Linked DNA regions of Homo sapiens: region 2 is linked to region 1. The links are chromatin loops, found by intact Hi-C in ENCODE. Cell type or tissue: GM12878. All regions are shown on one strand. Links, peaks and the distances in the headings refer to the core of each region. The heading gives the core; the rest is flanking DNA. Region 1 overlaps CFAP20DC-DT (CFAP20DC divergent transcript). Region 2 overlaps CFAP20DC-DT (CFAP20DC divergent transcript).

What was found. Hi-C counts contacts between places; a loop is a spot of excess contacts. Peaks named below come from ENCODE experiments on the same cell type or tissue, not always from the same donor. Only the 100,000 strongest peaks of a DNase experiment are listed, where the experiment ranks them.
Region 2: it touches region 1 in a loop (5-fold over the local background); 1 of 110 quality-filtered maps calls a loop at or near these places.

The regions. Positions count from the first base shown.
Region 1 is chr3:59,389,044-59,395,808 of GRCh38, forward strand. The region is part of intron 5 of CFAP20DC-DT (CFAP20DC divergent transcript); the gene reads left to right. Among named protein-coding and RNA genes, the nearest start is that of CFAP20DC-DT, 310 kb to the left of the region's middle. In GM12878, for the core only: no CTCF peak of the experiment used is centred there; no DNase peak of the experiment used is centred there.
Region 2 is chr3:59,537,855-59,544,619 of GRCh38, forward strand. All of the region lies in intron 6 of CFAP20DC-DT (CFAP20DC divergent transcript), which reads left to right. Among named protein-coding and RNA genes, the nearest start is that of CFAP20DC-DT, 450 kb to the left of the region's middle. In GM12878, for the core only: no CTCF peak of the experiment used is centred there; a DNase peak (open chromatin) is centred at 3,087.

The DNA.
Region 1 (6,765 bases), core at 993-5,992:
TCTGTGGTTTGAAGACTTCTCATCATCATGTTTTCATGTCATGAGGATGGTATCACTGATGAGCAAGTGTAAGTGGACTGACATTTATCTTGTGAGCGTGGGAGAGAGAGGGCTGCTTCTCTCTAAATGTGTGGTTCTCCTTGGTAAGACAAATGTAAACAAATCATATATTCATAAAGTTTAGAAAAGAAAGTCAGAATATACTGGAAATTGGGATAATAATAAGGCTGTTTATATTTATCTCCTGAGAAACTCTAAGCATTTCTTTTTTTTTTTCTTCTTTTTGACAGAGTCTCGCTCTGTCGCCAGGCTGCAGTGCAGTGGCGTGATCTTGGCTCACTGCAACCTCCACCTCCCAAGTTCAGGTGATTCTCCTGCCTCAGCCTCCTGAGTAGCTGGGACTTCAGGCACAGGCCACCACACCCAGCTAATTTTTTGTATGCTTAGTAGAAACAGGGTTTCACCATGTTGGCCAGGATGGTCTCAATCTCTTGACCTCATGATCCTCCTACCTCAGCCTCCCAAAGTGCTGAGATTACAGGCATGAGCCACCGCACCTGGCCAAGAAACTCTAAGCATTTCTAAGATATTAAGGGACTGCTAGTGAGAAAGGTTTTGTTTAAAAATTATTTTAGATTAACATACAGTAAAATTGAGCATAGTTGGTACACAGATCTATGATAACACATGTATAGCTCCTTCTAACCAGCACCAATGATCAAGGTACTGAACAGTTCCATTCCTCCAAATGGCTCCCTCTTGCTATCCCATCCTAGTCACACTTTCCCCCACCGCTACCTCATTTCAGCCTCTGATTGTCTCTCTATCACCATAGTTTTGTCTTTTTGAGAGTGTCACATAAATGGGTTTACACAGTAGGTAATCTTTTGAGATTAGCTTCTTTCATTCAGCAAAATGCTTTTGAGATTCATCCAAGGTGCTGTGAGTATCAATAATGCATTCCTTTTTATTGCTAAGTAGCATTTTGTGGTATGGTTGTACCACAGCTTGTTCTTACATTCACCTGCTGAGGACAGTTGAGTTGTTTCCAGTTTTTGGCAATTATGAACAGAACCACTATATACATTCATGTATAAGTGTTTGAATGAACATCAATTTTCATTTCTCTAGGATAAATACACAGTAGAGAGATTTTTATGTCATACGGTAATTAATGTAGACTTTAGAAGAAATCGTCAAACTATTTTCTAGGGTGCCTGTACCATTTTGCATCCCACTAGCAACAAAGAAGAGTTCCAGTGGCTTCATGTGATTATCAGCACCTGGAGTTCTCAGAATGTTTATTTTAGTCACTCTATTAGATATGTAGTGATATCTCATTGTCATTTCAATCTGCATTTTCCTAATGGCTAATGATTTTAAACACATATTCATGTATTTATTTGTCTTCCATATACCCTCTTTAATTAAGTGTCTGTTGAAATCTTTTGTTTATTTTTAAATGGGTTGTTTTCTTACAGTTGAGTTTCGTGAGTTCTTTATATATCGTGCTTTTATTGTCATGTCTAGTAACAGCCTAAACCTAGGTCATGAATATTTTCTTCTGTGCTTTATTCTAAACATTTTATAATTTTAGACTTTACATTTAGGTCTATAATCCATTTTATTTATTTCTATTTGTTTAAATTTTTGTGGGTACATAGTAGGTGTATATGTTTGTGGGGTACCTGAGATGTTTTGATACAGGCATGCAATGTGAAATAAGCACATCATAGAAAATGGGGTGTCCCCTCAAGCATTTATTCTTAGAGTTACAAACCAATCCAATGACACTCTTTAAGTTATTTTAAAATGTACAATTAAGTTATTATTGACTATAGTCACCCTATTTTGCTATCAAATAGTAGGTCTTATTCATTCTTTCTAATTATTTTTTGTACCTATTAACCATCTCCACCTCCCTCTCAGCCTCCCACTACCCTTCCCAGCCTCTGGTAACCATCCTTCTACTCTCTATGTCCATGAATTCAATTGTTTTGATTTTCAGATCCCACAGGTAAGTGAGAAAATGTGATGTTTGTCTTTCTGTGTCTGGGTTATTTCACTTAACGTAATGCTCTCCAGGCCAGGCGTGGTGGCTCATGCTTGTAATCTCCACACTTTGGGAGGCTGAGGTGGGTAGATGGCTTGTGGCCAGTATTTTGAGACCAGTCTGGGCAACATAGTGAGACCTCGTGTCTACTAAAAATTAAAAAAAAAACAAAACAATTAGCCAGGCATGGTGGCACATACCTGTCGTCCCAGCGACTCGGAAGGCTGAGGTGGGGAATCACTTGAGCCTCAAGAGGCGGAAGTTGCAGTGAGCTGAGACCGTGTCACTGCACTCCAGCCTGGGTGACAGAGCAAGAGGCTGTGTCAAAACAAACAAATAAAAAACCCAACAAACAAAACAAAACAAAACCATAATGATCTCCAGTTCCATCTATGTTGTTGCAAATGACTGGATCTCATTCTGTTCTTATGGCCAAATTATGTATGAGCACCATTTTGTATAAGTACTACATTTTCTTTGTCCATACATGTGATCCATTTTAGTTAAATTTTGCATAATATGTAGGTTTAGATTGGAATTTATTTCCTTATTTAGCATATGCTGTCCAATTGTTCCAACACTATTTTTTTTAAACTACCCCATTCATTAAATTGCCTGTAAAACTTTGTCAAAAATCAACTGGTTGTATTTGTGTTTTGCCTATTTTGGGGCTCCATTCTGCAGAGTCGAGATTTTTCTGGTTCTTTATAAGCTGAGTAAAATTGTATTAGATCCTGGACATTTTGAATATTGTGTGATGAGACTCTGCTTCTTATTTAAATCCTATGAAGAATGTTGGTAGTTTTGTTTCAGCAGGCATTTAAACTGGTTAGTTCAGGTCACAAGTTCTGATCAGCCTTCTGGGAATTGTAGTTTTAATGTCCAGTTCATTTTGAATGACTCTATAGTGTTATTCAGTGCTATTCAGCATCCAGTCTGGGACTGGGTGGTTGATTCTGGTGCATTGTTTAGGGTCAGATCTATGCATGAGCTACTTGGGGTAAGTCCAGGAATCCATAAGTCATTTTATGGGTTCATTTCCCCAAGCTCCTTCTTCTCCATGATCTCCCCTGTACTTTCCAGCTCCTATGGCTTTTCTTTTCCATCTTCCATTCAGAAAACTGGAGCTTTACTTATCCTACTCTGCTGCACATTTCCTGTGACTGCACCCTTGACCAAGGCCAGGCAGCAGAAAGACAGAACAACAGCAACAAACAAACAGAAACTAGGGTTTTCCCCACACACTCTTGGAGACAACAGCTCCTTTGATCCAGGAAGAAACTTCTGCTTCCTCAAAGTTTTAGGTGCCTGTGGATCACCACAGCCGGTGTAGAAGAGAATATAAAAAAGAGAGAGGGGGAAGAAAGAAAAAAGACTAGGAATTTTCCCCACTCCCTCCAACCCTTGGGAATTCTCTTGATAGAACAAAAGAGCTCCTGCTAGAGCTCTCTCAGTATCCTGTACCCATTTCTAAATTTTAGGCTTCCTTGAGTTTGGGCAGGGGACATTGGAGAAAAAAATGGTAAACTCATTTCCACTCTCTGAGGCAGCTGAAAAGGTCCTCCAATTTCAAGGAGAGGAGAAATAGGCTTTGTCTGATGTCATGGCCCTGGGACCTAAATATTGTTGTGTCCTTTTTGGACAAAATAATCTGCCATGACCAATTAATTGATCAAGGATTTCAAAATCATTATATTTAAATGTTACTTTATAATATGTATTTGCTGGAATATTTCTATAAAGTAAAACCTCCTCCCACCTGTGGTTAATCAGTGGTACCGATATGTGGAAAAAGCAAGATTAGCATTTGAATCTTTCCCTTTATTTTTTAGTTATCAGTAATGAATTGTTCATGAACATCATCAAATAATGTCCAATTAGTCTTTTTTAAAAAAGGGAATCATTATTAGCTTATGGATTTAAACATATTTGATCTGTTTAGATCATTGCAGTTATTAACCTTATTGATGCTCAAACTGAGTATGTAACTTTTTATTATCATCCACCTAGGATAAACCATGACTTAGGCCAAGTCACTTACCCAGATCACTCTTTTCCTTAAGAGTGTATTGCCATTATCGGCCAGCAAGTGCTCGGGAACTAAGTAGAATGACATCTATCCATTGAACCTAGAGATGCTTATGAACACCACTGTGTGCCAGGCACTGTACTAGGTACAGGGATTTCAATAGTAAGTAGAAATAGATATAGATTCCCTGTCCTCTTGGAGATCATATTAAAATCATGGAGAGAAAGACTACTTAAATAATCGGAGAAATAGTGTAAAATTGTAATGTGTCAGGAACTAAAAAAAGGAAAAACTTTGAGGAGAAGTTATGGGAGTGATCAGAAGAGTTGATCTCTTCTGGAAGGCCAGGGAAGGCCTCTCTTAAAGAAGGTAATTTATCTAAGATCTACAGGAAGTAAAGAGGCTGACCAGGCAAAAGTGGGAGGAGAGATGTGGGTGCATGAATGGGTAAATGGAATCTGGAATATTTTTATATTATCCTCTCCCCGTGCTATCCCTGTTTATATTTAATGATCTGACCCCAGACCAGCCGCAATCCTCCTGGGTCTAGATGGAAAAAAATTATTTTGAAGACTTCTATTATTATTTAACATTTTTCTTCTCTCCCTTTTTCATTTTCCTTCCCCAACAAATGGCACTAATCTCTTCAGTCATTAGATCAAGTAAGCAAAACAGGCTGTTTGCAAAAGTAAACAAACACAGATTCTACATTAACTGCACCCCACCCCCATTAAAACCCCATCCATAGGGTGGTCTTATAAAGATTCCCTACACCTTCCCCTGATTTTTCTTTGGGGCACTGCTGGGTTTCCTTGGAGAAGAGTCTACGAGCACTTAATTATCTGTAAAACAAGTTGAAACATGCCTCCAAGATCAATTTTGATTCTAGCTCAGCCTACTAAGCCTTAGGCCCCTTGGACTTTCTTAGTTTGTTTGCATTTGCACTGGTTACTCCCGGTAGCCAGGCCTTGAGGAAAAGGAGTAGAAAGCCTGGATGGTGGCTAAAGAAACTGGTTGTTTACCCTGGGGACCATCCCCTTAGAGCTGGACCTGGCCTTTTCAGAGAGGAGAGAGGCTTGACAGAGACAGACAGAAAGAGACAGAGATAAAATGAGTAATGACCACAGTGGCCTTCTACCTTTAAATTAGAAAGTGTCCAAGCCACTGAAGACATCCCAGACATGTGGTCCTAGGCATTCCTCTGTTGCCTACAACAACGAGGAATAAGATTGACAGCACTGCAGTCTTTCTATTTTGTTCCTTCTTTCCCAGGTTCATCATTTGCAGCTGCATGCAGGTGCAGGGGGTCCAGTCCCACCTTGGGGCCCAGTGAGAATTCACCCTTAATCTGAGAGGCTTAGTCTGAGAATGGCAAGAAGCCATTCTGTGGATGCTCTACTGCAGGAGAGCTTAAAGCTACCGGAGCAGAGCCCTCCCTCTGGCTCAAGGATCCCCCATCCCCTGATCAGGCCCATTTATCACACTTTAACAACCACCAGAAAGCCAACACTGGTTTGCTCTCATGTGCTGGCCTTGGACCTCCAAACATCCAATGAATCATAACCAGAAAGATCTGGCTAGTGTTACAATTTCAAGGAAAAATAAATTTCACTGGTGGCTCTTTTTCTAAACTCAAACCAGGTAAAGCCAAAGAGGATTTTGTTGCTCTTACAACTGAATAATACCTAGGCAGACAAGCCTTCTGGCAGAACATGATTCAAGTGATGTCAGGAGCCCTTGATGTCTTTCCAAAGCTACAAAAGAAGATTGGGGTACTGTTACCAAAAGAAGAAAGAGATGGATAAAAGTCTGTTTCAGATATACATAGTATATCTGGGTAGAATTATTTTTTCTTCTCTCTTTTTCTTCTTGTTGGATCCTGGTACTTCTCATGGATAAAGTAATGGAAAGGAATGTTTGCAAAGCAACTCCAAAAAATGATGGAGATAATGTGATACATGAGAGAGGATAACAGAAAGTTAACCTTTACAGGGCAAGATGTCAAACTGGTTCTTTAAAACAATCTACTCAGGGGTGGAGCCAAGATGGCTGAATAGGAACAGCTCCAGTCTACAGCTCCCAGCATGAACAACGCAGAAGACGGGTGATTTCTGCATTTCCAACTGAGGTACCAGGTTCATCACATTGGGGAGTGCCAGACAGTGGGTGCAGGACAGTGGGTGCAGTGCACCGTGCGTGAGCTGAAGCAGGGTGAGGCATTGCCTCACCCGGGAAGCACAAGGGGTCAGGGAATTCCCTTTCATAGTCAAAGAAATGGGTGACAGATGGCACCTGGAAAATTGGGTCACTCCCACCCTAATACTGCACTTTTCGAACGGGCTTAACAAATGGCACACCAGGAGATTATATCCCGCCCCTTGATCGGAGGGTCCTACGCCCACGAAGCCTCACTCATTGCTAGCACAGCAGTCTGAGATCAAACTGCAAGGCGGCAGTGAGGCTGGGGGAGGGGCGCCCGCCATTGCCAAGGCTTGAGTAGGAAAACAGCAGCCGGGAAGCTCATGAGTGGAGCCCACCACAACTCAAGGAGGCCTGCCTGCCTCTGTAGGCTCCATCTCTGGGGGCAGGGCACAGACAAACAAAAGGCAGCAGTAACCTCTGCAGACTTAAATGTCCCTGTCTGACAGCTTTGAAGAGAGTAGTGGTTCTCCCAGCACGCAGC
Region 2 (6,765 bases), core at 999-5,998, 150 kb after region 1:
ACTTATTTCTCTGTGAGCTCTAGGTCCTTTATTTGTGGTCTCAGTGCCTTGGATATTTCTGTTGCTCTTTTGAGAAAAAGTTTTTCTATTAAAAAAGTGGTTAGTTGCCAAGGCTGGTGGATTGCTTGAGTCCAGGAGTTGTAGACCAGCCTGGGCAACATAGTGAGACTCTATCTCTTTTAGATTTTTTTAAATTAAAAAAAGTAATTAGTTTGACTCTCCCCTCAAACAATCACACAAGTGCTTTTCTTTGAGTTAGCCACTCCACCTCAGTATACAACACAAGTGTTTTATGCAACTTTCCCATTTTGTCACACAGGATATTAAGAAGGCTTGTACTTAAGGGCCAAGATTTAATCAAGTGATTTTTTAAAACACACTCACCAAAGATTTTTTTAAAATGTAACCTCCTCCTCCTCCTTCCCCTCCCTCCCTCCCTCCCTCCCTCCCTCCCTCTGTGTGTGTGTGTGTGTGTGTGTGCACGTGTGTGTGTGTGTGTGTGATTGCCTTGATCTGTGCTAAGCCATTTAGCAGTTTTACCATGATTACTTTAGCATCAAAATGTAAAGGCCAACAAAGTGAAAAAGGCAATAATTTCTTAGGTTTATCATGACAATTGTTTTTTGACTTATTGGTTTCCCTAAAGGCCTCCTTGGACTCTACTTCCCAACCTCTGGCAGGGTTCTGTGGGCCATAATTCGAGAATGGGTCTAGAATAATGCTTTGTTCTGGACAGCAATCCTTCATGAAGTTTTTTTTTTAACCTTCTTATTTTCTTTTATTATTAACTCTAAACTTAACTAAGTCATCAGCTGTCCTTTGACTCCCATCCTAAGTGCTTTATCTGCATGAAATATTTATCTCTAAGTGAATTGCTCAGCAGACATTCACACTGAAAAATAAGTTAAGACAGAGATTTTCTGAGGAGAAAAATATTAAAGCGCATTGATCCAAACCTTTAGTGACTGGGTAATACTACTGTGATCTAATCACAGTGGCAGAATGTTCCTCAAACGTCGAAACGAACAGCTCCATAATTTTCACACTGTGCTGTGTGACAGATGGCAAAAACCATTTTGATTTTCCCCAATATCCAAGGAGCAGCAAGCAGAGCCTGTGCCTCCCACTTTGCTCTCTGTCTTTGTCATCTCCAGTCGGCCTGACAGCACACCGATTTCTACCTCTGTGATCTGTTCTTTGGATGACGATATTTTCAATAACTATTTAGTATAAAAATAAAATGTGAGGGTCCCATCAAATAAACTAATTAAGGCTTAGAAAGTGTCAAACTCCAAAAGCCGGGAGGAACAGATGAGGCACTGAGTATGAGAGTCACACAGACCTGACAACTAATGTGTTACCACGGCAACAGGAGAATCAATATCCCTCAACTGGGCAGATAGTTGACAGTAATTTTTGCTGGGTCAGAGAATTGGGGAGAGTGAAAACCTCCTTCTGCTATGCAAATAATTGCTATCTCCTTTATAAGCAAAAAGCTTCTGAAGGATTTTGTGATCAAATTCTGACCAAGTCTAGTAGAAGCTGATACTCACGGTCCTGGAGAAGGCCCTCACCATGTAAAAGGGAAGCAATTGAGTCTGTATTTTCTGTGATGCATTCACTACCTTTTTTAAAATCAGGGGTAAAGACATGTGTTTCTTATGTTGTAAAATGAGTGCCTAATGTATGACTGAAAGCTGGCTCATTTGATCTTTTTCTCCTGTTTATGATTAACCGTAAGAATTTCTGTGTATGATCTTCAGGACTGTCTTGTCACATAGGAAATTAGTATCATCCTGGATGTGGTGGTCACATATACTTTGAACATGCAGTCATGGCTACCAGAGAGATTGGGTTAAACCTTGCTTTGTGCTTTGTGGAAGTTTGTCGTTTAGCAGAAAGGAAACCTCGATGTTAGCATCTGTTTTTCCAAACATGCTTCTCAGGCACAGCATATTCCAGAGCCGGTGGATATATAATAATACCTGATTCAGCAGAACAAGAGATTTAATATCAAACTCATTTAAAGAAAAATGATGCTTTCTGCAGTGCATAAAAGAATGGATGATAAATTTCAAAATAAAGAATAAAAATATTGTTATTCTCTATCAGGACTCCTTACTCTGAGAGTCCATATGTCCCTTTCTCCCTTCTTCCTTCTCTCTCTTTTCCTTTCTTTTGCTCTTCCTTCCTCTCTCTGTCTCTCTCCCTCCCTCTCCTTTCTTTTCTTTCCTTCCTTTTATTTCTTTCCGTCTTTCTTTCTTCCAACATAAACTTAATGAAACTGTTTTGAAACACTGACTAAAAGTCAATATACAACTTAGTTGAATAAAGTTCCATAATAGCTTTTTTGGTAATGGTTCTTGATGGTCCTCTCTTACTAAGTGCCATGATATGATATATTGAAATTAAAATATGGGCATGCAATTTTAACACAAGGGCATTAACAGAAATGTCATTCCTAACAAATGAGGCATTGGGAAATCTGCCCTATAACCAGAGAACCATGCTTATTTTTGCCTTTTGCTATAACTTATAAAAACAAACCTCATGATGTAAATGCCTGTGGGTTAGATTTCCAGTTGAGAGGTAGGCGACAGGCTTCAGTGGGGGAATGGGGAGAGGCAGTTTTTGTTTGTTTGTTTCAGACAAAGGATTCCTGGCCTGGGGCGGTCCAGCTGCAGCTGCTGTCAATATTGAGGCAATCAGACTATTTTTCTAACTAGATCAAAACAGAAAATTCTGCCTGCGATTCATTATATCAGAATGGAGGAGGAGGGAGAGGGTAAAGGGAGGAAGGAAGGGAGAGAGAGGAAGGAGGGACGAAGAAAGGAAAAGCATGATTGTTAATTCTTCTGAAAATTACTTGCAGGGTTGCCACTTTCAAATTAGAATAAACTCTATCTGGGTCTGTTTGCAAGATAGGAGCCTAAAGGAATGCGAAAATAGTGCAATGAGTCTCTGCTGTAGAAGTGAGAGGAGGTGGTGGGATCTGGGTTTTTTGAGAGAGAGAACTGCAAACCTCAAGTGTGACTGAATTCAAATCAGGCTTACAAGGCGTGCTTGGTTTCTTATTTGCTGATTACGTCGTGTTCTGTTTTTTCCTCCCTTGGTATTTTCATGATGGTATTGTTTTGAGAACAAGACTTTGGGGTCAACTAGTTGGCTGTTCCTGTTGGTATCTGGGTAAAAGTAATCCTGGCCAGCGTTGGTTTTTTGTTGTTGTTGTTTCTTTCTTTCTTTCTTTCTTTCTTTCTTTCTTTCTTTCTTTCTTTCTTTCTTTCTTTCTTTCTTTCTTTCTTTCTTTCTTTTCTTTCTTTCTTCCTTTTTTTTTTTTTCTCCTGTACTCTCATTCTAGCCCCCTTTGGTGCTTGGACAGGTTAGGATCTGAGCCTTCCCTGGGCCTGTGGCTCTCCCAGTCTATTGATACTGACTCATCGCTTGGGCTCCTCTATCTGGGTAACTTGAGTATATTGGGGGAGGGTGGTGGGGGTGAAGTCCTTTTTTTCTACAACCTGCCTTTCCCCACATGTTCACTTTTACCTTTTCAGTGGAGAACATCGGCACAATAGATGGGGAAAAAATAAGAAAAATAAATAAACCTGAGTTACTGAATAGAATGGCTCTTGGTATTTACTCGTGTTCAGGAAATATTTGCCGAGTGCCTTCTCCACGGCTGTGCCAGGCCCCTGGAGATGAACATATCGAGCTGGCAGGCACAGCCTGTACCCTCAAAGGTCATAGCCGTTGAATCCTTGAGAAGACACTGATCCTGGCATTTTGATATTTTGCTTAAATGTACACTTGGGATGTACCTTAAGTTATTGCTTATTTTATGGGATGTAGCTTAAGTTATTGCTTATTTTATTCTTTTTTAAGATGTTTGAGTGTTGTGTGTATGCAACAATCATGTAGAAAAATGTTAACTTATTGCATTGGAAATATGGCCTAAATTATCTGGTTTTATAACATATCCAATATGTTACATATACTACCCAGGAGAAGTATTATTAAGGTTAAGAATAGTAATTTCTAGGTTGTATGGGCATGGTCAAGTGGTCAGGTAGCTCACAAAATTACCAAACTCGGGCTCAGGGTAGCTCCTCCTCTTTGAGTTAGATTAGCATTTTGGGAATCATTGTGTATCTTTCTCAGGGTTAAGAGGATTGTCCTAAATCCGCATTCTCCAATATAGCAGCTAATGGCTACATGTGGTTGTTTAAATTTTAATTTAAATGAATGAAAATGTAATTGAATTTAAAATGTAGTTCTTCATTTGTACTAGCCAGATTTCAAGTGTTCAGGAGCCACCTATGGATAGTGACTACCATATTGAGCAGCATATAATATGGGACATTTCCATCATTCCAGAAAGTTCTATCAGACAGTGCTGTTCTAGGATACCTTCATTTTTTCAGCCAACCTTTCCTGGGCCTCTGCTATGTGCTAGGTATTGTCCTGGTGAAACTAAGACATAGTCCCTGCCTCTGTGGGTATTTGGCCCGGTGTAGAAGCAGATATTTATAGATAAGACAAGCAGAGGATGTGGTATCATCCATGCAGGACAACAGCGGGTTGCTGAGATATGCTGTAGGACAGATAAGCTGCTTAGATTGGGTGGGGAGGAAGGGCTCTTCTGAGGAGCTGACTTTGAGCTAAACTCTGAGGCATGAGGAGGAGCCAGGCCTGTGAAAGCCACAAAAATATCGTTTGGGGCACAGGGAACAGCAGAGGCAAAGCCATTGAAGTGGGAAAGAGCTGAGCTTTTTCATAGCCCCTCCTCAGGCACAGAACTCTGAGGACTGTGGAGGAGTGGTGGCAACTGAGAGACTGGCATTCCTTCACCCCAGTCACTGCCACACCACCCTGCCCAGGATGCTCTGCTTTCTTTGCAATTAGACTCTCTTCCAACTCGTGTTATAACATTTTCTCAGCTGTGACACTAGGCCTGTCCCCTGGCCTCAGAATGAAGCTAAGAGAAGCTGAAAAGAATACATTTAGCGTCTATGAAGGGTACTTATGTTTCAGGGACCTGGTACACTGTATCTGATTGTGGTTAACAGTGGGCTGTGGAGGCTTCTCGTGCTCATAATTGTGATTGTCTTTCTTTGCAACACTTCTTCCCATTCCAGGCCTCACTGAAGCCTCTCTAGGAAGCTGGGTGTCCATTCCAGAGCCATTTCCTGGTCTCTCAGCAGAGCTTTAAGAGCTCTGCTTGGCTGAATTCATCTCCCAGATTCAAGGCACTGAGGCCTTTGACTCTGGAAAGTGTTCACACCTCCTACAGGCTGTCCTCCCAGAATTCTCAGAAGCCTGCTCTGGAGAGCTCCTTCCCCTCTGGCAGGTGCAGCAGGCCATAGCTCACATTGGCACTGAACAATGGCCTTTGTGTAGATCTCCCTGTGATCTCCAGAAACCCTGATCCAGCTCTTAGGGAAGGGGAAGCAACAAGACTTAGCAAAATCCCTGCTGCATCCATCTCATACAGATAATTAATAACAGCAATCCTTGGAAAATGAGGCTTAAGCAATGAAATCCTTTTCTCTTTTTCAATGAGAGCGGTCTAATAACTGGGGCTTTGACTGTTGTTTCCTGAGGAAACCGTGCAGTGATGAAATTAATGATGTATTAAAACAGGTACATAAAAATGTCACAGTGTTGAAGACAGAGCAAACAGGAAGGTACTTCAGAAAAAGGTCCCCAGTTATCAGAAAAGTTATCTGAAAATGAAACACTAACCAAGCAAGAAAATACTCCCTGAGCATCCCGTGAAGATGAGTCTTTCTCACTGTTCTTTTCTGCATCCCACGTGCATAATGTAAATCTAACTAAAAAGCATGCAAAAGCAAAGAGTGTTTTTGCAAGTGATTGATGGATTGTATTGCCTTCTATGTTATATGTCTCTAACAGACAAATGTATCATTTGTATTTAGGTTTACTCTCTTGTTTATATCAAATATAATTTTCAATGGGAGAGAGTTAATCAAATAACCTTCTGAAATGGTGTTTTGTGATATGGAAAACAAATGTTATTTAAGGAGATGATTCTTTTCTTCTTAAAAGGATATCACATAACCACAAAATAATTCTCTCTGTGATTACACTGACAGCACTGTGGGTGACATTGCTGGGGGCTGGGGGTGGTCAATCTGATGAAACTCCAGTCATTTCACAAGCTGATGTTGGCTGACAGGTCTTCAGGCCAGAATTTACAATTCTACAAATATTTAAGGTGCTTCATTAGTAGAATACAGGGAAGACAGGTATAGAAAGGAACTATGTCATGGATGGGTTTTATTTTTCTAGTAGCTTTGTTGAAATGTGGAGAAGATGATAGATGGGAAAGCTAGTCAAGACAATTTGTTTGGATTTGGCATTCTTTATAAGGGAAGACTGTGTGTGTGTGTGTGTGTGTGTGTGTGTGCATGCACACACAGGCATGCGTGTGTAACAAAGGTGTTCATTACTTGAGAACCAAAGGGTTCAGCTACCTATAAACAGAGGCAACATGTCCCCAAGGGAAGTGAACTCTGCAGCCAGTTGGTTCGTCTATGTGAAACCAATTATTTTTCCCTTCAATTTGATTGATTTTTTTATTGGACTGGATTGTATCATATTTGCCTTAATAAACAGGAGCTCATAACAATGCATTTAAAATCTGTAGTGATATACTCACCACCTATATTTACTTTGTAAATATGTGAAAAAAATCTACAGTTATGAGATTAATGACACAGAAGAGTCTAGCAGGAGTATGTTTTTATT